2 separate regions of the Homo sapiens genome follow, and region 2 is linked to region 1. A link is a loop called in an ENCODE intact Hi-C map of the cell type or tissue named here. Cell type or tissue: heart right ventricle. All regions are shown on one strand. Links, peaks and the distances in the headings refer to the core of each region. The heading gives the core; the rest is flanking DNA.

Region 1 (16,102 bases), core at 5,042-13,041:
CTCAGTAGAAAGGCATGACATTTATCTCTATGTTTGAAGAAAGAATAAGCAGAAGAAGATTATCCTCGTAAGAGAGTTTTGGACTAGTGCCTGTTTATTTGGCATTGAAATACATGTGACCAAAGAGTAAGCCAGTCTTTGGCGCTTTCTGGTTTTTTGTAAGCCTTACAGCTGCTCTGTAGAAACTCAGCTCTCTAGAGAAGGACAGCATTAGCATTTGCATGCCATTCCCCTCTCAGTCCTATCTCCAACCAGACCTTCACTTACAAAATCCAAATTCCATCTGGTATTTAAACCACTGGAGAGATTTTTTTCCCCTACTGAGTTAAAACAGTTTGGGCTTTTCATTACAATGTCTGGAAAAAAGTGACAGATCATGAATTCATGTCTTGCGGCAAGTGGCAGCTCTGATGGCTAGTGTGGCAATCAGTATAGCAGTAGAGCTGTCACTTCTCACCTTACCTTTAAGAATGGGGACCTGGGGCTATTTTTCACTAAATTTTTTTGTAAAAGAGAAGCCTTGTGATAAATATTAAAGAAAAAAATAACATATGGAATAATCTTTTTCATTATTAAAAAGTTGATGTATAGTTGAGTTTATGCCAGAAAAGTAGTCTGGCTTAATGTCCAGTGGTTTTTCTCCCTCTTAATTAAAATGTGCTGAGAACCCTAAAATCTGCCAGTTTGGGTCTGATGTGTTTGTCTTGTCGTATTCAGCACCAAATGAGTTTGTCCTCCTGCACGTCTAGCTGTTTTGATTCTCTTTTACTGGATAGTAGCCACCTTAAAACTTAGTAGTTTTCAAAACAATGACTTGATCAGGGTCTGGTGGAGCCTGCCCCTCTATGCTCAGAGTCAGAGTCATCTAGGGCTGCTCGGTTTGTGGTTGGAGTGTCCACTTTTCGCTTAGCTCACTCACATGGCTGGCAAGTGAGTACTGACTGTTGGCTGGGGACCAACAGCCTCAGTTTCCCTTTCTAGGCTGCTTGGGCTCCTTCACGAGATGGTGGTTGCTTTTTTAAGAGTGAGCATCCCAAGAGGACAAAGTAAATGCGTGGCACTTCCATGATTTATCCTTAGCAGTCATTTAATGCCACTTTCATCATACTGTCTTGGTCAAGTCAATCACAGAGGCCCACTGTGATTCAAAAGAAGACATGGATTCCCCCTATAGATGGGGGAGTGGCTGCATTCTAGAAGAGCACACAGGACAGGAGATATTATTGTGGTCAGCTTTGGAAAACAATTTGCCTCACTAGCTGAACTCTGTCCCTCTTTAGCAGGTACCATGAAAGGCTGAATAGCCATAGGCCTCTTGGCTTTTAAAGAGTCCTTACATTCAGGTATCTTTGAATGAATTATATAGTACATGCTACCTGACTATGATGTTTGCCTTCAAGATAGGTTGTCCCTACCTCCATCTGCACTAAATCTTAGCTATCAGAATTTCTCCTTTGTCCAAGCATTAATTGCAAAGTGAAAAAGATAATACCACGACCTTGGGAATCAAATACTAGAATAACGGGAGAAAAATGGTATTTTTGATTTGTGAGTATGTAAGCGTTGTAAAGAGAAATGCCAAGTTTAAGCTAGAACAGTCATTTATCAACCACTGTTGAACACGTGAACACTGTGTTATGTTCATGGCACCTTGTGAGTGAGCATTTCTCCATGAGGAAGAACTTGATTTCAACCAAGCATGAGGTGCTACTGTGAAACATTTATTTCCTGAATAGCTTTCAGGTCAAAGTTAAATCATTAAATAATACAAAGAAGTGCAGACATAACCAAGTGAGTGTTTTATTAGAATTCATAGTTTATCTTGAGTAATTACTGCTAAACATAGCTTAGGTTTTGGATCAGAGTTAAAAGAAATGGCTCTTTTAGAAATGCATTAGATAAACCTGCACTGGAATTTTTTGTGTTAAAAGGGAGATTGGGTGAAAGCTACTTTTGTTAGCTTTTTTGTTTAAAAATATTTGCAGATTTAAGGGCAGTAGAGAAGGGGGTAGGGAGTATATATCTTATTATGTGATGTTCACTAAGCTTCAGTATATTTTACAGGTTGTTTTGCAAAAACACTTGTAGAGCATGTTGGTATGAAGAACCTGAAGTCCTGGGCTAGTGTAAATCGAGGTGCCATTATTCTTTCTAGGTATGTATAACATGTGCCCTTCTCTGAGCAGGGCCTGGTCATGCAAAAGACACACTTCCTTCACGTTGATTTCTCAGTTCTAATATTTGTTCTCAGTAGTCTAATATTACTCCCAGTCACTCATGGTCTAGACAAACATACCAAATATTAGAAAGCAAATGTAACTCTTTCAGTCAGTCCTTAGGAATCTTTTTTTTTTTTTTTTTTTTTTTTGAGATGGAGTCTCACTGTCACCCAGGCTGGAGTGCAGTGTCACGATCTCAGCTCACTGCAGCCTCAACCTCCTGGGCTCAAGTTTTCCTCCCATCTCAGCCTCCTGTGTAGCTGAGACTACAGACGCATGCCACCACACCCAACTAATTTTTATTTTTTTATTTTTTGTAGAGATGGGGGTCTCCCTGTGTTGGCCAGGCTGATCTCAGACTCTTAGGCTCAAGTAGTCCTCCCATCTTGACCTCCGAAAGTGCTGGGATTACAGGCATAGCCATTGTGCTTGGCCCTTAGGATTTTTAAACTACCATCTTTTTGACAAATTATAACATTCACAAGGTATCAGGTGGCTTCACCACATTTATGGTTTTGACCAAAACATAATTTTTTTTTTTTGAGATGGAGTCTCACACTGTCGCCCAGGCTGGAGTGCAGTGGTGCGATCTCAGCTCACTGCAAGCTCTGCCTCCTGGGTTCATGCCATTCTCCTGCCTCAGCCTCCTGAGTAGCTGGAACGGCAGGTGCCCGCCACCACGCCCAGCTAATTTTTTTTATTTTTAGTAGAGACCTGGTTTCACCGTGTTAGCCAGGATGGTCTCGATCTCCTGACCTCGTGATCTGCCCACCTCGGGCTCCCAAAGTGCTGGGATTACAGGCATGAGCCACTGTGCCCAGCCTGTATTTTTTTTAATGAATAACTTACATCCCTGTGAAAACTGTGACAATGTTGACTTTTAAATCATGCCTAATTCTACATGTAATTTCCTTCATTGTTTTAAAAGATTGTAAAAGGATTGGAAGAGCATTTGCTACTGAAGTGTGTGTGCTATTTGTTGATATCTGACTTAAAATGAGAAAAAAACAGTGATGAGCTATGGCCTCTTTTGTATTATTCTCTGAACTTAGTTGAGTTTATAATCAATCCACAAATCATTGAAATTTTCCATACATTCTCTGTGCAGATGAAAACCTTCTGTTAAGAGCATTCATTTAAAAAAAGATTTGTATGTTGCTTTGAAGCAATTACTGTTGATTTTTCCCCTGCTGTGTTATTAAGGTTTGGGAAAACAGATACCAACCCTAGTTTGAATTTCTCAAGATACTTTACTTGCAACATGCTATGCAACTTAATCTATGTTGTTTGTAAATGTTATTTTAAGTGTTTCTTCAACATATACGTGATCTGGTACACATAATACTCACACAGGAGCATTCATAGCTTCAGGTATGTCAGTGTCTCCAAATATATAAGTGTTACAGATCATTTTGTTCATTTCTGCTTAAAATTAGTTAATTTTCCAGTTGATGTTAAACAGTCAGAATTCGTTAGCTGATACATGAACTTTTTCATTACAAATTTTTTTACCAGGCATTTGGAGTGTTAACACCTACTGACACATTCTTTCATTACACTCAATTAACTGGAAATTTCAGCAATGCCATGAAATTAATTTATAAAGGTTGTTCATCAATCAGAACTCCCATTAGGTGGATTTCAAACATAGGAAGGATACTATAGGTTTATTATGGAGCACTACTCAGAATTGGAACAGGAGCAGAGGAAATATTTGAAGTTCTAAATGGAAGTTGAGCTATATATAACAATAATACAAAAAAATTGTTTTTGTAAATTTTGGGTGAAAAGAAAATCAGCCTTGTATGTTGGCTGAAAAGTAACTCAGAGAAGCAGAATTCTCTAACATTTGGGAGCATTGGCACTTGACAGACTGCCTGGGTTCTAGCTTAGTGCATAGCCTTGGGAAAATTATTCAGCTTTTCTGGGCCTTAATTTTCTTGGTGGTAAAAAAAATGAGATTAATGATAACCCTATGGTCGTTATGAAAACTAGATTGGATGATGCATATAAAATGCCTAGCATTATGTCTAATATGTGGCATATGCTCAGTAAGCAATAACTTACTATTATGTGTTGTATAACTGTGTGTTTAGCCAAGATGTATGAAATAAAAACACCTAGTGAGTCACAAATTCATTACGAGGGAACTTTACTTTTTAGCATCGTAGGTGGCAAGCTGAATTGTTTCTTATCTCCCATAAGCAGTAGAATATTGCTTGGTGCTGATAATTTATCCTCCTCTTTGTTGACATATTGGAAGTTACTGGGACCAGGGACTTTGGAAAATACCAAGTACCTCATTTCTAAAATGTGTTTCAGAGGTCCGTATTTACAAAGGGTCCCGAAAAAGAAGAGAACAGGAAATTCAGGACTGGTACTCTGCGGTCAGAGCTGTAGGTCCTATCCACAGAGAAATGGGCCTGCTGTTACCAGCCTCTATGGCTCCTTTCACTTCTGATAGAGTACTCGGGCAGGGTTTCAGAACGCAGAGGCCGGGCTTATTTTGTAGAATGGCTAACATTTATTAAGTGCTTACTAAGTGTCAGGCTCTGGCTGGGTGCTTTAGATACAAGGCCATTTGAGCCTCAGAAAACCACTCTGTGAGGTGGAAGGTGGACTCTGTTGTGAATCCCATTCTACAATTCGGGAAACTGAGTCTTAAGAGAGTTTACATAGCATGCTCTTGGTTGTACAGTTACTGAGTGGTAGAGGCAGGTTTCCCACCCAAGCAGTGAAGCTCCACAGTGAAGCCCTTCGCCCTTTCACTCAATGTTAGTGCTGTGGAGTTCAGTGAGAAGACCTGCTAACTCTGACCTCTCTGTGCCTCTGTTCACACCTTTTCATTCAGCCACGTGGTGGGCATATTTTGGCTGTCTGCTCTGTAAATGTAGCATCATGAAATAAATAAAATACGGTCCCTGCTCTTGAGCTTATAGTCCTGAGATGGGGAAGGGAAGATAGAATACATGTAGAATCATTTTAAGACAGGATGTAAGTAAGTCCTAAGATAATGTGAAGGTAGAACCAACTCTGTATGGAATGATGTTGGTCCTACAAATGTCTTTGCTTGGGTGACTCCACCAGCAAGATTCTAAAACGTTTTTTTCCGTGGTGTTATAATATGGGCTACTGGTCTCATCATTCATCCTTTGAATGAAAAATAATGTGTATATAGTTACAAGGCTTGTGTCACAGTTAACAAAGTCTTTTTTACTGTTGGTACAGGTAGTATTGGAGATGATCTAGGAATGCTTATGAAATTTAATTTTTTTCCTCTCTTCAGCCTCCTCCAGAGTTGTGACCTGGAAGTTGCAAACAAAGTCAAAGCTGCACTGAAAAGCTTGATTCCTACATTGGAAAAAACCAAAAGCACCAGCAAAGGAATAGAAATTCTACTTGAAAAACTGAGCACATAGGTGGAAAGAGTTAAGAGCAAGATGGAATGATTTTTTCTGTTCTCTGTTCTGTTTCCCAATGCAGAAAAGAAGGGGTAGGGTCCACCATACTGGTAATTGGGGTACTCTGTATATGTGTTTCTTCTTTGTATACGAATCTATTTATATAAATTGTTTTTTTAAATGGTCTTTTTTAAAAATCTCAGCTGTCTCCTCTGTTACACTGAGTAGTAAGCATATCAGTGTGAGGCAATTAATGTGGAAGGTTTACCAATCATATATGGTGGGACCAACCAGATATATAAAGTGTAGTTGAATGAGTTGATTCAGGGGAGAAGACATCTTCAGTGAGCATAGTCTGAGAAGGCTTCCTGGAGAAGGTGGGACTTGAGAGGACTTTCATCCTGTCAAAGGAAGGCAGGATGTGGAAAAGAAGAGCCAGGGGGAGTCGTGGGCACAGTAAAGTGGAATTTAATGAGTACCGGGGCAGTGGGGGGTTCACAGCTGCCTACCTAGCTGTTTTATGGATTAGGTTCCATGCTAGATTTTGTTTGAAAGCCACTCAGGTAAGTTAAGCTCATAGGAGGAAATGTGCTAAATGAATTAGGGGATCACTGTGGATTGCGGTGTTAAAGTCAGGGTCACTGGGAAGTTCTCCTTGTCTCTGATTTTGGGCCTTCCAAGTAAATAGCTCCTTGTGATTAGACTTTCTCCCTTGAGACTGTCCCTAAAATGTCAAAGCCTATGGAGTTTGAATAAGAAGGAAGAAGGTGGAAATTTGTTACGTGCAGAAGTTTAACTACAGCTAGGATGTTTGAATTTTAAAACTGCAGTTGTTTGAGCAAACAAAGCTTAGAAGGATTGGTAGCTCAGTCAGGCTCATGTAGTCATGCCTATGAGTATCTGGCTGCTTTCTCAAAGTAGTCTAACGGGGTACTCACTCAGGTCTGTCACTGCAGTTACACCTGCTGAGGAATTGGCTGTGCCTTTCCTTTCCAGACCATGGGGTCCCAGGACTACTCCAGCCTACCGACTACCAGGACCCCTCCTGCCACGGTGTATTGAATCCTTCCCAGACTGCAAAAGCGCTGATGGCTGTAACTTTTGACATGGATTCTCACATCACCCAATATAAGGGTGTGGGTGGAGAGCTGGAGGAACTGGGATGGGATAAGGAGGTGAATGGGGAAAAGGCAACAGTAGAGCTTGCATTTGTTTGGCTAATACATTGTGATTTGTGTTCTCTGTATAAAGAAGCCATTCAGAGAAAGGGGGAAAGAACCCCTGCTCTTTGTTTCATCTTTGAAACTAAGATAATGTGTACATAATTTGAGGAGTACTTTTATAAAGCTTATAGCAGAAGCAGCAATCTACCCCATTCCTCTGCACCCCTGCCTCACCCTCCCCAGAACTACTGATTATTCTTCGCTCTGCTAAATGTCTAAATACATCTATCAGTTGCAGGTATTTTCTTTTGATTTCCTATTACAGGAAATGCAGATTAAGAACTTTTACCATCACTGTTCCCCACTCCTCTTCCCTCCCTTCCCAGTAGAATTGCATCATGTATGATGAAATCAGTGTTCAGGGTTTACCTTATTATACCTACATAAATGTTGTTAAATATTGATTCAAGTAGTGAGCAGCCATTACATTTCCTCTACTATTTTAATTTTTCTGGAATTAGTCATTTATTTTCATTTGCTTAGTTTCTACATCTCTGTTGATTTTTCCTAAACTTTACGTCAGAATTGCTTAAATTCTTCTCTTGAAGGCACCCTTAGCAATTACTCAACAGCCATTTTCCTCTTTTTTTTTTTTAGCCCACCAAGGCTTCTGTGTTATTCTGGTGTCTGCTCCTTTCCACGTGGCTTAAATATCCTAACTGATATAATTCAGTGTTTCTCTAGTTGGTTGTGAATGTGTTGGGATTTTGACAACCTCATTCATTACCCCACCCGGCTGTACACCTGATTCGCTTGTGTGTCCTATGCAGAAGAGCACTGGTATGACCGAGTCCGGAGGGCCCATTTCTTAAATCAGTGACGGATTTAGGAAGGAGCCTGACCAGTGAAAGTTGGAAGAGAGATGGTATTCCTGGGAGGGTTTCTTAGGTCTCTTGGGTTGTAGAGAGTCCCCTTCCTGCCCGTCAGCTTTGGTATGTGCAGGACTAGGCCCAGCCTGCAAGCTAGAAGCCTGACAGGAAATAGCAAATATGCCGAGGATGGCTGAGCAAAGGTTTGTGAAAAGAGTCTGGAACTTTGATGATGTTGAGCTGTTGAATAAGTTAACTCCTGGAGCTGCGCTAGCCGTGGACTTCTGGTTATGTGAGAGAATAAACCCCAGTTTTTCATTTTAGGTCAGTTTTGAGTTGGATCTTTTGCAACTTGCAGCCAAAAGTATGCTAACCTGGCTGTCTCTAAATACCAATTTCCACAGTATCCAACATGTCAAGTCGGCAAGCATTTCCACCTTCTCCTGGAGACACCCCTCCTGGCTTTCGGGATGTCCTGAAGAACTGCTGCTCCTTCACCATCATCATCGTCTGCCTTCCCTTAGTTTCTCTCCTATGAAAAGTCCATTTCTCAGATCCCATGCATCTCTCTTGCTTAACACCCTTTTCTCAACACGGCACATCCTCTAGTAGCTTCCCGAGAAAGAATACATTCTAAAGACCTTGCAAGTCCGAATGTCTTTATTCTACTCTCAAACCCAGATGTCTAGTTTAGCTGGACATAGAATTCTAGTTTAAAATTAATTTTGCCTCAGAATTTGAAGATGCTCGTCAATATTGTCTTTAGATTGCAAAGTTGTAGAAGTTTAATGTCCAGTGCCATCCTTATTCTCAATCTTCATATGCGGCCTTTAAGTCTCCAGCTTTCTCGTGTTTCAGGATCGTGTGCATTGGAAAGTGTTATGTATATTTTCTTTTCCTTCTTTATGCTAGGCACTTGGTGAACCATTTTAGTCGGAAGAGCCAGATCCTTTCATCCTGCGAGATGTTTTTCCATGGTTTTTTTTCTGATTTTTTTAATGTACCCCCTGCCCCGTGTTTTCTCTGTTCTTTGTCTTTGGAGCTATTACTGAGAGTTGAAATGATTTGAGCCTCTAATCTTCTTTCTTTTCCCTATTTTTAATATTTTTGTTTTTTTGCTTTGCTTTCTGAGTGAGATATTTTCTCTACCTTCTCTGCCAGCCTTTTGTGTTTTGGGTTTTTTGTTTGTTTGTTTGTTTTTTGAGACAGGATCTTGTCACCTAGGCTGGAGTGGCAGCTGTGCAACTTGAGCTCACTGCAACCTCTGCCTCCTTGGCTCAAGCGATCCTCCCACCTCAGCCTGTCAGGCGTCAGGAAATACAGGCATGTACCACCATGCCTGGCTAATTTTTGCATTTTTTGTGAGACGGGGTTTTGACATGTTGCCTAGGCTAGTCCTGAACGCCTGAGCTACCATGCCTAGCCACTCCCAGCCTTTTCATTAAAGTGTCCTTTTCTTATTGCTTGTATGCATTATCTCATGTTTCTTGGTGATATTCAATTTTATGGTTGGTTGTTTTGTTTTACTTTCTTTTCTGTCATCTGCTCTTTCTGTTTGCTTTGGGCTCTGTTTGAGACTTTCTTGGAGAGGTCTTTAGCTCTCATATATTTAAGACATTTAAAATCTTAAAACCGACGAGAAAGAGGGCATTCTTTTCTTTTCTAATGTTGACTTTACTGTACCAGTGGTTAGTTGTGGATCCTGCTGTTTCACTGGGGTCCTCCAGATGTCAGTATCTGTAGGCCTTTCCTCTGGGCCATTCAGTGCCTCCAGAGAGAAATCCACCTGCAGCCAGCATTCAGTTGCTCAATAGTCAGTGTGCAGATTTTAATTAACCTACCTGCTTTCAGCACAGTGCCTCTCCCTCATGCCCTCTCATATCTGGGGCCCCCTAGTCTTGAGAAAATGAGTCAACATAAGTTCACAAAGCACTTCCTCAGCCTGCTGCCAGGGTTGGGAGTGGTGGTCAAGCAGTTTGGGCCAATCCCCCTGTTTTCCATTCCAAGGCTTACCCCAGCATTCTCCAGTACCTGGCACCTCTAGCTGCTGGAATTTTCTGGTCTACCATGGTGAGAATTGACTCGTTCCTCTCCATGCACTAGGTATTCCGCTTTCACAGTTCTGCCGCCTTCTCTACTGCTTCCTGTTCTTCCAGATACTTGGTGCTATCTCTCACCCACTGTGGCTTCTCCTCTGTTTACTTTGTTCCTGTGAATTTATACAATTTTATTTTTCTAGTCTTATCTTACTCTTTCTGAAAGGAACAGAGATAAACTCAACAATGCACCATTTTTAAGCAGAAATCCACAAATGGCTTTAAACAAACTGAAAACAACCTACCTGGCTTCATGGTGGTCTTCTTTTCCATGGATGAATTTAGCGGATCTGAGAATGTCATTTATTTGAAAATTCAGCTTGTCGTATTTTCAGTTTGCATCAAACCCTGCTTCTCCTAGGAATCAGCTGATGTTAGAAGGAAGGAGAACTCCATTCTCCCTTTATGTCTGCTGTAATAAGCACTTGCATAACAGAATAAAGGCCTCTTAGAGGAAATGGCTTCCTACCTGACCAAACTCAAAAGATTTGCTCTTGAAAACATGAGATGGCACTTCTGTTTCTATATCAGTGAAAATTTGAAAAAGTTACGTCTTAATTTTAGCAGATTAGTCACTTTTAAGTCTGGCAAATTTATGGATATATGTATTTAGAATAATGGTTAAGAGAACACAAGATCACAAAACAGCAGCAGTTAGTAGGGAGCCCATAATCAAACTATTTCTGCCAAAATTAATGACCTAAACAAACATAAAAATTTGAGACTTGAGCTCGTCTTACCTTTTGATAGTGCTTAACGTAAGGAAACTAAGTTTATGATCATCTTCATCTTTTCTGAACCTAAAAACACCACCATCCAAGTGCCCCAGGTCCCCTAACTTCTTCCCCAGATGCATTAGTAAATTTTTTTTGGAGACAGAGTCTTGCTCTGTCGCCCAGGCTGGAGTGCAGTGGCGCCATCTTGGCTCACTGCAAGCTCCGCCTCCTGGGTTCACGCCATTCTCCTGCCTCCGCCTCCTGAGTAGCTGGGACTACAGGCGCCCACCACCACGCCTGGCTAATCTTTTTTTATTTTTGGTAGAGACGGGGTTTCACCGTGTTAGCCAGGATGGTCTCGATCTGACCTCGTGATCCCCCCGCCTCAGCCTCCCAAAGTGCTGGGATTACAGCCGTGAGCCACCGCGCCTGGCCGCATTAGTAAATTTTTTAATGAATGGCCTTAACTAGGAGATACAGTATGCCCTTTGGATTGTGTGTCTTTTATGAATAGTAACTAAATGGCTGCTCTGCCTTCCACAGTGTGCAGACAGACACTGATTGCTATGTATGTTTGTACCGATGATGATGCCCTGGATGATACCACAGATAACAGCCTATGAAAGAACAGTGTTTGGAATATTTTTCATCAGAATGTTTTATCCAGTTTTTAAACATGGGCTCATGCCCGTGGCTGAATGTAAGTGGACAGACAGAGCTGCAAAAATGTGGGAATGAGAAATTTTGGTCTGTGCTCTTTTTCTTAGGGAGTTAATTGTACCTTGGGAGGAAATGATTAGCTCTTAGTTGTGCTTGATATGTGATAACTACTTGAGGGAAAGGTGAGAGGAGTCTGGTAAGGTCATGGGAATCATCTGACTTTGAGCTCTTGATGACTATAATTAAACATAATGACTAATTCAGATATCTTAAAATGACTTCCAGATGCTTGACAACAGACTTTCCTTTTAGATGAAAATCCTCTTGCATTTAAAACTTAGGTTCTTATTGATATATCTACCAGTAAGCACATACTGACTTAATGTTATCACATTCAGCAGTAGGCAGTGATAGAGAAACTGTGAATCTTAAAGATCTGTAACAGCAGTAATATCCTTTTGAAGAAACAGACAAGACATGGGTTCATTTGTTCTTACCAGATCAACTATTTGGCCCCATTGTATAACTCGATATCTAAGTCTAGTTCTAAATATCTGTTGGAATCCGCTCTTTTGGTAATAATACCCTGCCCGGCACCTTTCTGGAGGTTCCCCTCCCCCTACATTTTAGTCGCCTTTTTGGGTGGAGTCGAATTATGATTTGCCTTGACCAGTGGCATGTGACTCTGGCCTCTGAACCACAACACTCCCTTGGCCACCGTGATTAGTTAATCAAGTATACATGTCCCGTGGTAAGTTGAAGAGAATTCTGAGTTCATATCACTTTGCTTCATCATTTTGACTTTTGCACAGTTGAAAAATCGTAAGTAGGCTGGCTCACACCTGTAATCCCAGCACTTTGGGAGGCCGAGGTGGGCGGATCACTTGAGGGCAGGAGTTCAAAACCAATCTGGCCAACACAATGAAACCTCATCTCTACCAAAAATACAAAAATTAGCTGGGAGTGGTAGCAGGCACCTGTAATCTCATCTACTTGGGAGGCTGAGGCAGGAAAATTGCTTGAATCTGGAAGGCCGAGGTTGCAGTGAGCTGAGATCGCACCCCTGCACTCCATCCTGGGTGACAGAACAAGACTCTGTCTCAGAAGAAAAAGAAATCGTAAGTTGATCTATTATAAGTCAGGGACAGTCTGTCCTTTTTTTTTTTTTTTTTTTTTTGAGACGGAGTCTTGCTGTCGCCCAGGCTGGAGTGCAGTGGCGCCATCTCGGCTCACTGCAGGCTCCGCCCCCGGGGTTCACACCATTCTCCTGCCTCAGCCTCCCGAGTAGCTGGGACTACAGGCGCCCGCCACCTCGCCTGGCTAATTTTTTGTATTTTTAGTAGAGACGGGGTTTCACTGTGTTAGCCAGGTTGGTCTTGATCTGCTGACCTCGTGATCCGCCCGCCTCAGCCTTCCAAAGTGCTGGGATTACAGGCGTGAGCCACCGTGCGCAGCCTCTGTACTCTTAATACTAAGAGTAGCACCATATCAGGAACTGGCATGAGACTGAAACCAGAGCACTTACAGTTCTCTGGCTAAAACATCTGCTGCCTACTGTTGAATGTAACAACATCAAGTCAGTTTCCGGAAGAAAAATCGTGAAAGATGCTCTCACTTCTTCTGGGATCTCAAACTTAGACCATGGCCTGGGCTGCCTGCCTGCGTGTTACTATATTTCATCAATTCTAAAAATGTACATTTTTATTTTGCATTTAACAAATCTTTCCGGGTGTCACTTATAGTCAGTGGCATATTAGCATGACCGTTGATAGGCAGCTTTTTTTCTGAGTGATAGATAAAATAATGGTACGTCTTAGAGTCAAAGTGTTAACAGTTGGTAAAATACAGTTCATCTTTTCCTCTCTCAAATGTTTCTCTGGTTTGCTTTTCTATAGTAGCTTTTCAACCCTCAAAAGTTTTCTTTATTGCTGGACCCTCCTACAGATGATCAGGGTTAGGATGAGGTGTTTTCTGCAGCATACTTGTCTATAAGTCACACCCTTTTGGAAAATGAAAATCAGGTAAAATTAAAGGGAATATAAAATAGTGGTTGGGAGCACAGGCCTGGAACTGCATTTGAAGCTTGGCTCTGTAGCTGGATGATCTTTGTAAGTTACATATCCTCTCTGCTTCATTTTCATCATTTTTAAAATGAAGATAATCATACTTCACTGTGTCTTTGTGAGCGTTAGGTTCCCCTCCTTGAGATTTTCCCATAAAACATTTCAGCAGCTTCTGCCCCTACACATAGTCACAGTTACACTTTTAAACATATATTGGCTAAGAAGTCACATAAGAACACCCATAAATTCATTACCACTTTAAAATATATTTACAATTTTAAACGTCAGCAATGTACATTTGAAAAATAGTCAAAACATGAGCCTTCATTCCCTTGGCAGCTGGTGCTTCGGCTAAGGTTGGGTTTGCAGGCTCCTTGTAGTCATTTCTGCCAACATAGATTAGGAAGCAAAAGGTGAAAGTAATTATACCAAAATGGGCTTCTTTTAAAATACAAATAACCCTGGTGGAATAGCACCGCTAGCTGTTGCCTGTCAATAACACCTTCCTGTGAAGTCTATCAGCTTGCTGAGGTAGAGGGCAGAGAGCTAGACAGGTTAACAAGGGAGTTTGTTTCTTGGGGCAGGAGAAAGGGGTGAATTGAACTCACATACCTGGCCTGATAGGTGGAGGTCCAGCAGAGAAGTGGGGGATTCAAGTTGTTTGGTGGTCTTGGTGTCCAGAGATGAAATTTGGGTCAGTGCCGAGGGACAAAGTGGATTAACTCCAGGTGATTGTTTTGTGGAGGAACTAGCCTTTGACTTGTTGGGGAACTTGGACATGATTTGGCTTCTGTCACTTGCTAGGCAGGTGATCATGGTCCTCATTTTTCCCGTCTGTAAAACAAAACCACCTGCTTCATGCGCCCTCAATTTGTCAAAGTTTTTTTTGGTTTTTTTTTTTTTTTTTGAGACGGAGTCTTGCTCTGTCACCTAGGCTGGAGTGCAGTGGCATGATCTTGGCTCATTGCATCCTCCGCCTCCCGGGTTCACACCATTCTCCTGCCTCAGCCTCCCGAGTAGCTGGGACTATAGGCGCCCCCCACCACGCTCGGCTAATTTTTTGTATTTTTAGTAGGGACGGGGTTTCACCGTGTTAGCCAGGATGGTCTTGATCTCCTGACCTTATGATCCACCTGCCTCGGCCTCCCAACGTTCTGGGATTACGGGCGTGAGCCACTGCACCCAGCCTGCCAAGGGCTTTTTAAACCATAAGCTTCTCTACGATGTGAGGGGTTGTTGAGAGCAGCACCACAGTGAAAGCCCTTGGTGTGTGTTTTCAGAAGATCTGGCTTTGTAGATTGGCCCTGGTTCTGACCAGGAATGTGGGCAAGTCACAATCTTTAGGTACCTCTCTTTTCTTATTTGTGAAAATAGGGATCATACCTGAACATCTCAGGAAGCTGGGGTCAGAATCAAATAAGACCATATGTGAAGATGCCTTGTAAAACTTTGTGTTTATGACTCCCCAGATGGTTCCAAATATTCCTTACCTCGTTTGGTTCCCAAGTCACAGAGTTGTAGTTTACAGATTATAAAGGAAAAAAAAAACAGACAAAAACAAAAAAACCTCTACTACCATTAAGTAAAATTATCCAAAGTGTAGAAATAAAGCAAAAAGGTTTGTCCCATTTAAAGACATACTAGGGCATGGTCTGCAAAACCACAAGGTTATTTGACTTTCTAGAGGGGTGTGATTTTGTTTGACATGCTATTATTCTGTTAGGGCCCAGACTCTGGGAAGGTGGATAATGCTGAGTAGAATATCAGTAAGTTGCAAATGATTTCTGCCCTATAGTAGAGACAGCTCCAAAAATTACAGTTTTATTGCCCTATTTATTACCAGGCGTTAATCTAACTGCAATCTTATTCCAGTAGACTTCCTTTTCCTGAAATGGACATACAGAAAAATGTACATATATAACTCAGTCCACTGTATCCTCCTTTGAACTAGTTTTACCTGCTTGTTTTCTCATGAATGAGTTACATAAATCTTTGACATATATTTTTGTGAGAATCGTGTTTTTAATATTCTAACATCACGAAGTAGCCTTTTGTTTCTTTATTTCACTTTAGAGGTAATTGTTATTTTGCTGCCTTTTTGTACAACTGATATGGTTTGGCTTTGTGTCCCCACCCAAATCTCAGCTTGAATTGTAACCCTCACGTGTGGAGTGGGGGACCTATAATCCCCACGTGTTGAAGGAGGGATTGGATCATGGGGGTGGTTTCCCCCATGCTGTTCTTGTGATAGTGAGTGAATTCTCATGAGATCTGATGGTTTTATAAGGGGCTCTTCCCCTTTTGCTTTCTCCTCTCTCTCCTGCCGCCGTGTAAGACATGCCTACTTCCGCTTCTGCCATGATCGTAAGTTTCCTGAGGCCTCCCCAGCCATGCAGAGCTGTGAGTCAATTAAACCTCTTTCCTTTATAATTCACCTAGTCTCAGGTAGTGTCTTTACAGCAGTGTGAAAACTGACTAATACAAAACAAAACCTAAGAGATATATTCACTCTTTTTAAAAGTTAGCCAGTTGATGCCCATTTCCCAAGTAGAAGAACAAACTGTTTCCAGTTACCATTTGCTGTCAACTGTGGTCATGATGTGACTATTCTGTGGAAAACGATTCTGCTACATTCAGATTGCATTTTAGGTTTCTTTTGTTTTAAAGAAAGCTTTAGAGATTTATAATTTTAGTTACTGAATAGCATTAAGTCTTCTTACCGGTTTGAGATTTTTAAGTGAAATTTTATAATTGAGGAAGGCATGGGACTGATGGAAGAATTTTTCCTTTCTAATTAGAAGACCTAAATGAAGTAATTTCACCAACTAACAACTTCCTTGAGAATTGTTTGAATCAAGGAAAGCTCTGAAAGAAAAAGCAGACAACCCTGTGAGAAAGTTTATTGTAAGACCTAG
Region 2 (16,102 bases), core at 4,743-12,742, 170 kb after region 1:
GCTGCCATGGATGCAGCTGCCATCCTCACATTCAAATTGGTCAGGTCGGCAAGTTCGAGAGGCTACAAAGGGAGGAAACACCATGGAATGAAGCCAGCAAATTGTCCCAGTTGATACAGGGAAGAGAACTGAACATGCCATGCTAGAAAGCTACTTACGACAGTTGACCTCATCACTGCCATCCTTGCAGTCAGGGTCCCCATCACATCGCCACTTCTTATGGATGCACTCGCCAGAGCCGCACTGGATTTCGCTGGCTGGACACTTGGTGTGTATGACTGGCTGACGGCCACACTGCTCCAGGGACTCATCAGATTGGTCGGAGCAGTCTGCATCATCGTCGCATACCCAGCTGATGGGGATGCAGGAGGAGGTGCTGCACTGGAACTCATGGGCGCCACAGGTTGGCGGGGCACAGTCCAGCTCATCACTGCCATCGCTGCAGTCATCCTGGCCATTGCATACAAAGTTCCTGGAGATGCAGCGGCCACTGGAGCAGGTGAACTCGTCGGGACTACATGTTATATTGCCTATTAAGAGAGAGGATGCCCCACTGAAAATGCATCAAGATTGGTCCGTTCAAGATTCTTGTCCCAAAATCTAATACATTGATCTTTATTCATTAATCCTAACTTACTAGCCCAACTTAAAGGCTACAATGGAGTTAAATCAAGAACTTTTGTACAGTCTCATTGTACAAAAAATGAAGGCACACAATAAATAAGAAGAACAGAAATAAAGAACCAAGAAAATAGTTGAAGACTGGAAATTAATTTGAGATGAGAACCACAATTGATTCTAAAAGTGGCCATCATAAATAACAAACTGTAACAAGGGATTTCAATTTGGAAGGCAGAGATTGAGTTGTCCTTGAATCAACATACTGCTTGTCAGATCTTATCACTAGTTGAGAATATCATGCAACGTAATACTCACAACAAGCATTAAGACTTTGTCACCAAAAGAGGTGAACCACATACCACCATATATGGTTCCTCTTTTTGGTCCTTTAAATAAGGATCAGGAATAACAAGTCTTAAACACTTTCCATTTTGAAAAAGTCACTGCCAGGGCTATAATCACCATTTAACAATCAGGTATGCTGACAATGATAAGCTAGTCCTACTAGCCAATTGGTACTTTGACTTAAATTCCTGCCAAATGTTTCAAGGTCACAATTTGGTGGCAATTAGAATAGAGACCACGACTCTCTTGGGAAGCAAAGTCTAGATTTATAAGGGAAACACTTGGCAGCACCAGGGCTTACCAATACAGAAAACCCAATTCTAGGATTGAACACTAAAACTCATTGGACTAGGTGCAGTGGTATTGACCTCAGGAGGCGACTTCTACACACAAGACTGGTGTTTCAACTGTAAGTGCCCTGAGCTCCCTTGACTACTACCATATCAGGAGGCCCATGCTTGTCAGACTTGGGAGCTGTAGGTTTTAGAGGCCCTATAAAAAGGGCAGTAGCTTGAAAGAACATTCAAAGCACTGTTTGTTCAACCTAGTGATTTTCCCAGGCCCTCACCTTCAACATGCAGCATTTTATTAAAGATTTTCCAAGACCAGAAACATGAAAGAATAGGAAGCAGAGTTAGCTTTCAGAGACAGGAACTGCAACAGGAGACAAAGGTATCACCAGTTGGGTAGACTTTTCTTTGGGTATCTGAGGCAAGATGTTAATTCATGCTTCTGTGTCTTTTTTTTTTTTTTTTCTGGGAAAGTTATGCCAGAATCTAGTTCATGGGCAAAGAAATGCTTGTATAATACTCAAATAATTTATTCCAATAACCCAATCAAATTTAGACCTATGAATGTGTTTGCCAACCCTACTCACCTTCTAATTTTATTGTGCCAAAGTGCAAAAGACACATGAATTACTGTCAAAACAAAAGCCCACACAATTGCTGCTTCCCTGAGCTACTTCTATATATAAGTGCCTTGAATGACTTACCTTCTTATTTCTATTTGCCTAAAAGAAACACCAAGCGATGGTCAATTGCCACATGAATGTCTTTTAGGGTTTTAGGGCAGTTATGAAGGACAAGTAATTGAGCAGATAGTGAAGTCACTGAAAAGTGAGTCAATGTCAGTGCGTCTTCAGGCTTAGATTAGTTTCCCCTGCCCACCCTTCCTTTAGGAAAAGGGTCTTTGGGTTACGTCACTCAACACTGATCTTCTTACCACAGTTTTCTTCATCTTCTCCACTGTCACAATCATTTTCACCATCACATCTCCAGGACACTGGGATACACTGAGTAGAATGGGCGCCACAGCTGATTTCATGTATGCGGCATGTTCTCATATCTGTTGATGATATACAGTCTCAAAAGAGCCTCAGAACTGATCAATGCAAAGCTGCTGCTCCTGTGCTGCCTGGAAGCGCTAATACCTGTGACTCAGTAGCCTGGCACACTGGTGAAATTCTACTAACTGGCTGAAGCCCGGGGAGCTCTTTCATCAGCTCCACTCCTTAGAAGCTGTGCCAACCTATGCTACCTGGCAGTGTACGTGACAGCTTTGACCACGTCACTCCTTCAAGGTCCCATGGCGTGCTCAGTTCTGGCTTTTGTTTTACTTGGCGTGGTGAAGTTTATTGGCTGGCCTGCTCCTAGACCACTATTTATCTGTTGGATGTCAAGTGGGCACACCTAGATATTGTCATCTAATCTCAAATACATGAAAAGTCAGATGGTCAAACACCTACAAAATCTTCTATTGCCTAGATTCCTTTATGGGCCTCCTTCACAATGTCCTTTAGATTGACATCTTGCAAAGTAGAAGCATGCCCTAATGCTTGACTTGACCAGGTCATTCTCCACTAAAAGTTGAGGCTGAATCTTTACACAACCTGTCTTTAGCTCACAGGCCTTGAACTCACTTGCCTTGACCAATATTACTCCCCTCACTTCTTATCTAGAAAATTGAAAGTAACAGCCTTATCTTCCTTTCTATTTGATTTTCTTTCATAATCACACTTTAGACCTAAACTGTGTTCATGTTAGTCCTTTTTTAGTGTTTCTACCAGTGCAGGCCTCTACTGACTCAAACTCTAAGACTTTCTTTGCCTTGACATTCGTGTGATCTCAATTTATATGATCCCAAACCATCATTCTTTATGGTCTCATAGACTTTTTCCTAAGGACACAGGTATATACTTGCATACCTATGAAGTTTCTCTTATTTAAGAATATGCTGTAAGATCTCCATTTTAGTAACTTGAGGTTACATGTGTGTCAGGAGTCACTATATCACCCAATTACTAGCTACCTTACCTCTTCAGTAATAGCTTTTTAATAGTATGATAAGCTGTGCTTCTAAAAGCTTTTGCTTGGCCCATAGGGAACCCTCACTTCTTGACTTAGCTTCCAGGACCAGAGTACCATCTGCTCAGTTATTATAAACAGACATTTGAAATCTATGCACCTAGTCAAGGAGTTCTTGATTGAATCTGCTGACTTCAGTTTTAAGTATTCAATAGTGAAGCTACCCAAGAGAATGTCAGTCTTGTTGGACCAGGGAGAACATTCTTTAAAGGAGGCTGATAAACTGGTAATGATTTGACTGCCCTTGGAGTCAATTGACCTAAACTTTAAGGCAGGCAAAGAAAAATGAATACCAAGTAGGAGATTAAGCAATACTTAGAAATGTTAGACACCGAACAACTTGGCAAAGTTCAAGGCCAAAGCAAGTTACACTCACGGCACTGTTCTGGGCTTTCATCTGAACCATCTTCGCAGTCAGGATCTCCATCACACTTCCATCGGCTGGGAACACACTGGCCATTGTTGCACACGAAGTCAGATTCAGCACACGTCTTCTTTACTACAAACGTTTATTTGAAGGGTTAAAGTTGAAGTCATTTACCCACAGCCCTAGCTTCACATGAGGGCTCATACTGCATTTTGGCATGTTTTGCTCTAAAAAAAAGCTGAGTCAATGGGCACTCAACTGCCAATATCCAGGGGAAACTTCAGAAAAATTATTATTTTTTTTCAGAGGAGGAAGATGCTCATTTGAGAGACTTGGAGGAAACTGAAGTCAAGGTCAGACAGAGGTTGCCCATTATCTTACAACTCGGAGATACCTTACATTTAACTTCCTGCCTGTTTTATAATGTTGAGATTAAGTAACACTTTCATTTTCTACATGCATTTCTTCCAAGTCATTCAAGTACTTCATTTAACAGCTAAACATTCCATCTTCTGACTGGATCATAGTAGAACTGCTTGCTGGGGACTGAATGTTTGTCTCCACCCAGAATTCACGTGTGGAAATCCTAACCCCTAACATGATGTTATTAGGAGGTAGGGCCTCTGGGAGGTAATTAAGTCATGAGGGTGGAGCCCCCATGAATGGGATTAGCACCCTCATAAAAAGAAACCAGAGCGCTTACTCTCTCTCTCTTTGTTATCTACTATGTAAGGACACAGTGAGAAGATGGTCATCTGCAAACCAGAAAGACAGCCCTCACCTGATATCAGATCTACTGGCAGGTCTCTTCTCAGCCTCCACAACTATGAGAAATAAATTTCTGTTGTTTCAGCCACCCACTTATGGTATTTTTGTGACAGCAGTCTGAGCTGACTAATATACTGTTCAAGGGGCATCCCCTAACAACACATGTGTTTAGTGTGGAGAATGAAGGCCAAACCCCAGTACTGAATATTGTCACCCATACTGGTCTACAGGGGCAAAGAAACTCATCAGGTAGAAAGGGGAGAAAACTCAATCAGTGTAACAAGAGATGTTGTACTTAGAATTCAAGGGAGAGAAGATTTTAGCCTTTCTAGCCAAGGGGTAGGCTAACATCAACCAGCTAAAAGTCATTGAAGCTGTCAGTGCTAATATCCATAACTGCCTGCTAATGTTAAAATAGCCTAAGGAGAGGAATTGATTCTGTTGCTAATTCTTCCTGGGGCAGGTCTTTCCCCTATACTTAGGGTTACCATGCAATTTTTTGTCCAAACTGGGACAGTCTCAGCAGAAAGGGGACACTTTTAATTATATCTGGAAGATAAGCATAAACCAGGACTGTCCTAAGCAAATCGGGCAGCTTGATTATCCTACCCATGAAGGAATCACGGAGCAGGATGAATCTTGATATAAAGTAGCCACACAGGATACCCTAAGCTTATCTTTCTTAGATTATATTCTTTCTTGCCTATATGCTTATACCTTCTACCCAATTTCTATTTTAAAACATTCCTCTATAACATATATTCTGTGAAGGTAAATAAGTGAAAAATTCACAATTTGATGAACATTTGAAAGGGACTGTTTCTCAAATCACTGGTTTAAAGCAGGTAGAACTCTCAGAGCTTAGAGTGTGCCCTTGGACCACTCTGGTTGAGAGTAAGATATTGTAAAGGAGAGAGACAGTGATTACAGTTAATTTCTAGAACTCAAGATGGGTTGACAAATTATGATGATCTATAAAGGATTATCTCCTTGAATTACACAGCCAAGGAAACAAGACTGGCCATGCTAGCTTTAGATTCATGCCTGTTTCTAAAATCACTGAAAAACTCAAACACTAATGTTAATGAATTAAGTGCTATTCAAGGTCTGTGTTCTCCTGAGCATGGAGGAAGAAGTCAGAGGGTCTGCAGGGTTAGTTGCTATAATTCAACCTGTGATATTCTTTGGAAGCTACAAAAGAGGGAGTAGCGGAATGGCTGTAAAGAGACCCCATGATTGATTGATTGATTGATTTTTTATTTATTTTTATTTATTTTTTTGAGATGGAGTCTCGCTCTGTCACCCAGGCTGGAGTGCAGTGGCGTGGTCTTGGCTCACTGCAAGCTCCGCCTCCCGGGTTCACGCCATTCTCCTGCCTCAGCCTCCCGAGTAGCTGGGACTACAGGCACCTGCCACCATGTCCGGCTAAATTTTTTTGTATTTTTAGTGGAGACGGGGTTTCACTGTGTTAGCCAGGGTGGTCTCGATCTCCTGACCTCGTGATTCGCCTGCCTAGGCCGCCCAAAGTGCTGGGATTATAGGCGTGAGCCACCGCACCCGGCCCTCCATGATTTTAAGTCTTAGAAAACGTAAGGAGGATGTGAAAGATTGGCTGTATACCACAGTGTTTGAGCAAAAGATAAACAGAGACAGACAAATTGCCGTATGGTTCTCTCTCTTCATTTGGAGCATAGACTGGGAGGGTAAAGAAAGGATATGTGAACTGGGCCTTGAGAGACAAATAGGAATTTAGATGTGCTACAGAGGAAGAGAATTAGCAGTTACATATTTAGAGTACTTAGGTTGCTGATTAATTAGCTCAGCCTAACATTATAAAAGAATGAGTTAATGGGACCAACAGAAGCACATGGCTAATAGAATCTAAGGTTAAGTTGACTATGCCCATTGACATACTGGAAATAAAGAACTAAGCTAAATATTGTAACCAAGTTCCATATTAAGAGGTTAGACTAAAAATAGGAGGCAGCTTTGGAAGTTTTAAGTAATTCTATAGCTTTCCTCTTCCATAGAGAAACAAAGTAAGCACTCAGACCTTCCCTGATTGTAATATTTCTACTTTCTTTCTCTACTGTCACACACAGGAAGTAGAGACAAATTTTGGCTAAGGATATAATTTTTCCTGCCTCAAATGATCTTGATTAGATATACATCTACCTCTTTTTCTTTGCCAAACTCTCCTACCATGTGGCTAGTAGAGAGTACTTATACAAGACTATTTTAGAAAAATCCCAAGTTGACCCAGGTTAGTTCCTACTGAGTCACATGGTAAAAAAAGACTTGTGCAACACAAAGAGAATAATTACTTTTTAAGAACAAGCAATGGGTTTTGCCAAATATATCGTTTAGAAGAGAGGAAAAAAAATTGCAACTTACAACAGGAAAATAGTTGACAAGAGTGAGGACTCTCTAAGGAGATATTTAGTAAGAGAACTAAATTACCTAGGTAACCCAGAAATAGCATGAGACTCAGTGTCTTGTGGAATAGATTAAAATCTTAGTGTTAAAATGCAAATGATGATAAAGTGTTGCACAGGAGAACTATTCTTGGTCCTGAGACTGGATGTAAGTTTCTTCCCTGAGATGGTAGAATGGACTTTCTTATGCTTCTAAAGGAGCTACTGATCTGCTTTACACATTGGCATGAAAACACCTGTGATACTGCTCTGAGAGATCAGGTGTAGCACAAGGTCTGCCATGATGCATACTTTATAGCATTTTAATAATGATGCATGAAGAAGTAGGTAAAGGCATAACAAGATGGCAGTTGATGAAACCTACATTTAGACTCTACTTTTCTTCTGTATTTCTACCTTGTATAGTGAACATCTTTATATAACATCTTTTAAAAGATAAATGACAATGTTAGCACCAATATTCACATAGAATATTGTTTCAGAATGTTTACAACCCTGAACAAAGGGATCGTAGAGCAAATTTCAGCATGTATTCATGGTATGTAAATGTAATCTTGCCATGCAGTTCTCAGCTATTTTGGCTTGACATGAGGTTGTATAGATTGCATACATAGGCATTTCTCACAGTGATCTTTTAATAGATGCTGATTGATGGCTGTGACACTGTATCCCCATTCTCTTGGGGAGAGAATGTCTTCCGCCCTGCTAATGCTTTAGAATTAGCAACTATTGTAGGCAGAGAATTAAAAAAGAATCCTTATCTGATCTTTGATCTGTGCTGGCTTGTAGTTTCTATGTCAAGGGTTAATTAACCCCCTGAAACTTTATGGGATTTTCTCATGTCCATGGCTTGCCTTCTTTTCTAGGATCAGAGCCATTTGAAAATTAAAAGGGGAAAAAAGCCCCTTCTAAGCAATCTTCTGTTTGTCTCTATTTCTGGTCCTCTTCTCCCTTCTCCCAGATTCCTATTCCACGTTTGTCTGATCTAAGATAAACTAGGTCCTGTCATTTAAATGGAACATCACCTTATCATTCCATTCTCAAGTTGATAACCCCACGTCAAACATTCAATTTTATTCCTTTACACAGAGAAGTATAGATTCTTTCAAAGCAATTGTTAGAAGTGGATTTTATTTTCAGAATCTCAATACATTTGCAGACTAAGATAACATCATATTTTAACAAAATGCATAAGTCATCAAACTCTTTACTTACCACAGTTCTTTTCATCACTGCCGTCAACACAGTCTTCATCCCCATCACATTTCCACAACAGCGTAATACAGCGACCATTTGTGCACTGGAATTGGGAGGGTTCACATTTGGCTTTTCTCCCTAGAATAAGAAGGGAACATTCGGTAAAGCAAGGATTGGTTATAGATTCAAGATACCTAATACCCATGGATGGGGACCTTCTCAGAAGGATACTGCAGACTCGGCAGGCTATGACATCCTAAGGGCCAGAGTAGGATGGCTCTTCAGCCAGTGACTGACAGTAATTGCGTTCTTAGCTGGGTGCATGCTAAGACTAAATACTAGATTTTCAAGCCTCTTTCTCAGTGAGGTGCAGCCAAGGGGCTACATTCTGACTAATGGAATGTAAACTAAAATGGTATATACAACTTTGGGAAATGTCCTTAAGAGGATAGAGGATCCATTTTCTTTCCATCTCTTCATTCCTGGTACCTGAAAATTGGGCATGGTGGCTGGAATAGTGATCTCGGGCAAATGGAGCCAGACGAAAATAGAAGGAATCCAGATTGCCCAGAGACCACAAGGGGCATCATCTCTGCCTGTGGACTCATTTCTCTCATTTGTTGAAACTACGTGTGTGGCTATAATCAGCCAAGTCCTAATCCTTTAATGGCATTTCTTGTCCACATCCATACTATTATCCATTAATGATGTTTCTATTACAAGCACAGTGAAGAAGATTTAGAAGGAGCAGCAAGAATAGGGTAGAAATAGAGATTTAATACATGATTCCTCCTCTTAGAAACTGAGGTCTAATTGGAAAAACACAGCTTTAAAAAACAGCTCCAAGATAAAAGCAACAAGAAAGTATAGTTAAGAGGGAAAGGAAGATCATTTGTCATTTAAAGAGGAGAGGAAAGGAAAGTGAGGTGGAGCTGAAGATGTAGTTTCGATTTCTCTGAATCTGGTTTTCTATGCTTAATGTATGGATATTTAATTCACACAATGGTGTGAACTAAGACTTCTAAGTGGGACAGTTGGTGTTTTGCCCGGCACAGGCCAGCTAATGTTCAGGTGCTTCCTATCATTAGCAGTTCCGTCCTTCTGGCGGATGTGATTGCTTCACGATAAAAGGCACAGATGTGGCCCTTAAAGCAAATATACTGCAAATATTTGAGAAAAACAGTGGAATCATATAGTTCACGCAGATTACTTAGGGAGGGTGTCCCAGCAGAAGGCCTTCCGATTTCCTGCCACCTTTCAGCATTTGCAGCTGTGGCATGCTGGCATAAGAACTGATATTACAGAGACAAGCACAGACTGGAACTCTTGTGTTACGTGCACAATACCCTAGTTGGTCTCCCTAGTGTCAGCTACTCCCTGCTGTCTGGGAGCATTTCGTGCTTTGTGGCTCTTCCCAGGGAGATTAAAATTTGGCCCAAATCAAGATGACCATATGGGTGTGGTTACTTCCTTGGATATTAAATATGTTGCTTTTAAAACTGCATCTATCACTCTGCTCCCATGAGTCTAATTAAGCTAGGACCCAGCTACAAAGCAGAATGGTTTCCTACCTTCATTTCATAATACTTTTTCATTCTTCACGTTTTATTGGTTGTAATATACTAGGGATTTAGAAGGGGAACTAGAGGAGGGTAGAGATTGTTGTCAGGAAGCATCACCTGTGTTGTTTTATACTGCTAAACCAAATCTGAGGTACCTGGTGCCTCTCCCCTCTCCCCTCATTGCCACTGGATTCTTAATATGTTTGCAATATTCTCAATGCTGAGGGTACGTGTCTTGCAGTTCTATATGACCTTACTACCTTTGGGGACTGTGAAAGTGGTAAGACTCTACCTTGAGTAATCAGGAAAAGAATGATTTGTAGTCTGAGAACATAGGTATAAATATACTTGGAAAGAATAGTCAGGTTGGAGTTAAGATACAGTAAAGACTGAAAGCCTCTGATTTTTTTTTTAAGGTTTTAGTTACCAAAGGTTATTAAGTCAAAATGAGACAACAACATTGACATTGATATCTACATAATCAAAATGGAAACCTTGTAATCAGATTTGAATAGCAACTTAAAGGTCAATGTCAATTGATAGTTTCCCACCTCAGGGTTAAGGTACCTGGAAGACAACCTCCTTAAGAATGAGTTTGAAGCTACAGATTTCCTAGGCACTCAGAGTGGCCTGGGATTAAGTATGGGCATACAGTATCCCAAGGCTGATATTTACTCTACTATTGCCTTAAAGAGGGTCTCTGAATTTAGTTGTAATATACAAGCTATCAACAGTAATAAATTCTATTAAAATCCTAGCAGCTCTGCTCTAAGAGTCTATATTGAGGAGACTCAGGACAGGCATCAGCATTTTCTACTAAGAAAATATCCGAAGCCAAAAAGGAGTTTAATTTCTAGCTTTTCTTATCCGAGATATTTCCACTTTACTCAAGCTTCTGCCTGATCATCATAAAGCTGTGTTTTACTCCCTCTCTCTCAACCACACACACACACACACACACACACACACACACACACTCTCTCTCTCTCTCTCTCTCCAATAAGGAGTAGCAACAGGCATTAGGAGTACAGTGTGCTACTAAAATGTCCCTGCCTGTTTAAAAGAATGACATTGGGGTGGGGGTGGGAAGACAAGCTGGCTTTATAAAGGACTCTTTAAAGACAGGCAAATAAAGACCTTAAGCTTTATGGCTATGCCTCTTCGTTTCCTAGTTTCCTAAGCACTTTGTTTTGAGGGACTGCTACTGGGCAGAAAGTGCTCCCTAGTTCTGTTTAATTCTCTGCTTCCCACAGAGAGGGAGAGCTCAGACACTAAATCGAATGCCCAGCCCTTAGCCACCTGACTGGAACACTGTTAAGTTTTCTGTTCAAGTTTTTAAAAGGTTCTACCTATCCACCTCTGGTGCTCAGCTGGGACTGCTGCTGTGCAGAGCTCTAGGAGAACTGAAAGCACCAAATGAGTTAAGAGGCTTTTGGTTTCCAAAGCTTTGGGATTATAGGATTGTGGACCTGCAGTCTATTTCCATCCATGAAAGTTACGTCTCAAATTCAGTATTATACTTTCATAAAGGGAACAAGTTGAGCTTGAAATCATCTACACTCGAGATTCTTTTAATTCTTCAGGCTAAACTAAAGCCAATGACACCTCAAAAAATACCTTGGAAGTAGAAGTGCTAGGCATTTCTGCTCAGACAGGTGAGAAGATGGGGCAAAATGCAATTGTTAGTGGGTTCCTTAAAGCCATGAGGTTTCACAAGAATGCCTCAGGCTAGAGGGGTGGTTGAAGTGGAGGGAAAGGCCACAGTAGCAGAGGCCCTGGGTGTTCCACCTCTGCCTCTACCAAGACTTTCTTTTGAATATTGGATTTTGGTGTAAGAATTTGAAAAGGGTTCTATTAAGAAATTGTCTAGGTTTTCTTCCAGCTCTAATCCTTAGAATATCTCTGCTCCTTTGGGTGAGGGGGTTGGAAGTCGCTTGTACCTACTCACTTATGTGCCTATTTAAATTTGTAATGAATGAATTCCTGGAGCGTCAAAAAATTCTCACTTTTACTGTCACTTATATAGATGGAATCAGACTATAGAATATGCACACTAACTTCAAGGACCTATTTTCCTGGGAGCCTTGCTTCTCTAAGTAGTTAACTTTGCTACACAGACACATTGGCAGTTCACTGGCTCCAAGAAAAACAGGGTTCTTCTTGGTGGTGTTTGTATAAATTTATGAGGTACATGTAAAATTTTGTTACATGTATGTAATGAATCTATACTGATGAAATCCGAGGATTTAGGGTGTCCATCACGCGAGCACGTTTTTGTTAACTACAGTCATTGACGTTATTTCTTCTACCTTACTGTAGGTTTGTATTCTTTAACCCACTTCCTTTCATCTGCTCTCCCTTTCCCCCTACTTCTGAGTCTCTGTCATCTTTCTACCATCTACCTCCATGGAATGAAATATTTAAGCTTCCACATACGATTGAGAACATAAGATATTTGTCCTGCTGTGCCTGGCTTATTTCCCTTAGCATAATGACCTCCAATTCCATCCCCATGCTGCTGCAAATGGCATGATTTCATTCATTTTCATGGCTGAATAGTATTCCATTGTGTATATGTACCATATTTTCTTTACCCTTTCATTATTGATGGGCATTTAGGTTGATTCTGTATCTTTGTTACTGTGAATAGTGCTGCAATAAACATGCCAGTGCAGGTATCCCTTGGATATACTGATTTTTCCTTTGGGTAGATACCCAGTAGAGGGATTGCTGGATCAAATGTTAATTCCAGTTTTAGTTTTTTGGGAAATCTGCATATTGTTTTCCTTGGTGGCTGTATTAGTTTACATTCTCACCAGCAGTGTATAAGACTTCCCTTTTCTCCATATCCTCAGCAACATCTGTTGTATTTTGTCTTTTTATTAATAGCCATTCTGACTGGTATAAGATTATATGTCATTTTGGTTTTGGTTTGCATTTCTCTAATGATTAGTAATGGTAACGATTTTTTCATGTATCTGTTGGTTATTTTTATGTCCTCTTTTGAGAAATGTCTATTCATGTCCTTTCTCCACTTTTTAATGGGATTATTTTTTCCCCATTGTTTGAGTTTGTATATTCTGGATATTAGTCTCCTGTCAGATAATAGTTTGCAAATATTTTCTCCCATTCGGCAGGTTGTTCTTCACTTTGTTGATTATTTCTTTTGCTGTGCAGAAGCTTTTTAGTTTAATTAAGTCCCATTTGTCTATTTTGTTTTTGTGGCCTAAGCTTTTGAGGTCTCTTTCATAAATTCCTTGTCTAGACCAATGTCCTAGAGGGAAACTCAGGGTTTTTAATGCATATAGAAGTCAGCCGCCATTGTCTAATTTTCCCTGTAGCGGTTGACATGGAGGACTAATACATAAGCTTCAGTAAAAAACTGCATAGGCCTTCGAGTAAATACCAAGCCTTCCAAACGGACTACAAATCTCCCTATGGGGCTCCGAGCAGCACCCTGGCAGGAGCACTCCAAGATGCATGCCCAGAATATAGAGAAAGTGTCTCTGGGTACCAGGCTCAGAGCGTACTTCAGCCTGCACAGAGGCTCATGCTGCCACACTGCTGGGGCCACCAGGGCCAAGCATTTACATCTCTCATGCCCTTACTCATTGCTTGAGCATATGGGTGTTACTTGCTGGAATTCCTTCCGTCCATTTGTTTTGGCACTTCTGGGGCCACCAAGGGCATTTATTTTTAGTCTAGTTCACTTCTACTGCTTGCCACTTTAATGACAGTGTTTCTATTTGTAAGCTAAAACTCCTTTCAGGACAAGCAAATTTCTGAGTCAGCAAAAAAGTTTTCCTAAGGGGAGAAGGGTTTGTAAGAGGCAAAGTACCACAACAGGTGTTAAGGGAAATGTTCTGAGCTGTCAAGCACAAAGATTGTGCTCTGGCCTTAAAGTCAGCCTCTGAAACATTGTAAGAACCAGTTTGGGCCAGGCACGGTGGCTCATGCCTGTAATCCCAGCACTTTGGGAGGCTGAGGCGGGCAGATCACCTGAGGTCAGGGGTTCAAGACCAGCCTGGTCAACATGGTGAAACCCAGTGTCTGCTAAAAATACAAAAATTAGCCAGGCATTACACACACCTGTAATCCCAGCTCCTTGGGAGGCTGATGCAGGAGAATTGTTTGAACCTGGGAGGTAGAAGTTGCAGTGAGCCGAGATAGTGCCATTGCACTCCAGCCTGGGCAACAAGAGTGAAACTCCATCTCGAAAACAAACAAACAAACAGCAACAAAAACACTAGTTCGGGGGCCACTAAAAAGTGGTGAATATGTAGGCTAATTCTTCTGAGTCATGGAAATAAGTGAATTTTACAGTTCAATTGTCAGTTACATTCAATTTCCATTTACATCAAATTGATCTTAAGAATCATGGACATAATCAAATCGTTTTTGTTGTTGGTCAAACACTGCTCTAAGACTTCACATCTCTTAGCTTTTAAAATTCTTAATCCTGCACAGTTGGCCCTATTATTCCTCTTTTACAGATCAGGAAACCTGGTAGAGAAGGAAAGTACAGTCACTTGTCCCAGATTGCCCTGGGCAGAGCTAGGAGTTGAACCCAGGCACTGGCTCTAGATACTGTGTTACTAAGCATCAACTTAGATTTAGCCTTGTTGTTGAGATGGAGGCCTGCTTTCCTTCCTCATTCTAAGTTTTTAAAAATGTTTCTAGAATTCCTCAGCAAGTCTTCTAAAAGGATTATAGCTCTTGGTTTTCTTGTCTAGGGTTCAAGTCAGAGGAAAGGCCCTCCATCGGATATACCTTGAAAATCGTTAGCTTCTGTGAGTGGTAAACTAAGTCAGTCGTTCTCAAGCTCCCGTGTGCATCAGAATCCCCAGGAAGGCTTGTTAAAACACAGAATGCTGGGCCCCAGCCTGGATTCTGATTCAGCAGGTCTAGAACAGGGCCTAAGTTTGCATTTCTAATGAGTCAATGTTGACACATGAACTCAATTAACATTGAATTAATGTTGCCAATTTCGGTCCACACTTTGAGAACCACTGCACTAAGGTTAAGAAGCTACAGCTTCTACCCATAATGTAAGTGGCTCTTTCATTTTCAGGGTTGTAGCATATACCAATAACACCCTCATAAGGCCTAATGTTCATCACAGGAGGGACACAGGAGATAAATGCCTCTTTTACAATACACATGATAGTAACATGTGAGTAAAGCCCTCAAAACTATTTTGCAGAAAAAATTTATTTGGGTGTCTTACTAGGCAGAGGTTCTTCTAAAATCCATCCTTCCCTCCCTGTGTAGTCTATCTTTGATTGGCCCCATTACTTACTCTAAATCAGTACTCCAGAAATGAGCCCAAATTCTTCCCTGACATTTGGCCATCAATCCCTGGCTATGCCCAAGCCCTCCTCTCACCTGATGTCAATTTAAATGTCTTGTTCCTTTGCCTCCAGGCTGCCACATTCTCTACCCATATCAAGCAACCTAGTGATTCAAGCAACCTAGAATAGCCAAGAATGGGGTCATTTCTTGGCTTACCACTATCTCTAGGATTAAGTTCCCTACTAATTTCCTCAGACTTTTCCCTATTGGTCACTACCCACCATCTGCTATACGGGCTGAGCTAACAGCTCAAAGGGGACCCACTCACTTCCCCATGGCTTTGCCCTTCCTCATGGCTGCTTTGTCTCAGTTTGTTCATGTTGCCCTTGTCCACCCATTCACCAGGAGTGGGCTCAGATTGTATTCTTGAATGAGGCCTCAATGCCTTTTTTGGAAAAACTAGGTATGGTCTGGCTGCTTTCTCATAATAGTCCCTGTCACAGAGCCATCACCCAAGGAGATGAGTTCAGCTACCATTTTTCACCTTTAGACACAGAGATCCCCTAAGGCATGGGCTGCAGTTCACATTTGTAACTCAGGACCTGGTGCCTGACATCCTATATTCTCTAGGCACTAGTTGGTAGTCTTGGGTGCATGAGTTGATTTATTAGTTTACTAATAAAGCTGGTCTGAACTAAAAACTTTTGTCAAAAACATTTCCCCCAGCTTTTTCAGAACTTGAAACCAAGTGTGACTGGTTGTTTTACTAGCTAGAATACTTTGAAAGACTCTAGGTTATAAAGGTCCCTGTTCCCTAGGCCTATGAGGGTACCTTCACCTCATCTTTGTAGCAATTTTTTTTTTTTTTTTTTGAGATGGATTCTCGCACTGTAGCCCAGGCTGGAGTGCAGTGGCGTTATCTCGGCTCACTGAAATCTCTGCCACCCGGGTTCAAGCGATTCTCCTGCCTCAGCCTCCTGAGTAGCTGGGATTACAGGCTCGCACCACCACACCCAGCTAATTTTTTTGTATTTTTAGTAGAGATGGGCTTTCACTATGTTGGCCAGGCTGGTCTCGAACTCCTGACCTCGTGATCTGCCTGCCTCGGCCTCCAAAAGCACTGGGATTATAGGTTTGAGCCACCGCGCC

What was found. Hi-C counts contacts between places; a loop is a spot of excess contacts. Peaks named below come from ENCODE experiments on the same cell type or tissue, not always from the same donor. Only the 100,000 strongest peaks of a DNase experiment are listed, where the experiment ranks them.
Region 2: it touches region 1 in a loop (2.5-fold over the local background); 18 of 110 quality-filtered maps call a loop at or near these places.

The regions. Positions count from the first base shown.
Region 1 is chr9:2,793,867-2,809,968 of GRCh38, reverse strand. It overlaps PUM3 (pumilio RNA binding family member 3), which reads left to right. Exons shown (of 18, transcript NM_014878.5): 17 at 2,065-2,155; 18 at 5,506-5,817. The coding sequence ends at 5,638. Among named protein-coding and RNA genes, the nearest start is that of PUM3, 42 kb to the left of the region's middle. RefSeq lists an enhancer at 606-1,481. In heart right ventricle, for the core only: a CTCF peak has its summit at 9,359 (motif pointing right); no DNase peak of the experiment used is centred there; H3K27ac peaks cover 4,035 bases.
Region 2 is chr9:2,627,588-2,643,689 of GRCh38, reverse strand. It overlaps VLDLR (very low density lipoprotein receptor), which reads right to left. Exons shown (of 19, transcript NM_003383.5): 2 at 8,118-8,237; 3 at 3,709-3,831; 4 at 2,191-2,313; 5 at 159-530; 6 at 1-62. Among named protein-coding and RNA genes, the nearest start is that of VLDLR-AS1, 13 kb to the right of the region's middle. In heart right ventricle, for the core only: no CTCF peak of the experiment used is centred there; no DNase peak of the experiment used is centred there; H3K27ac peaks cover 3,408 bases.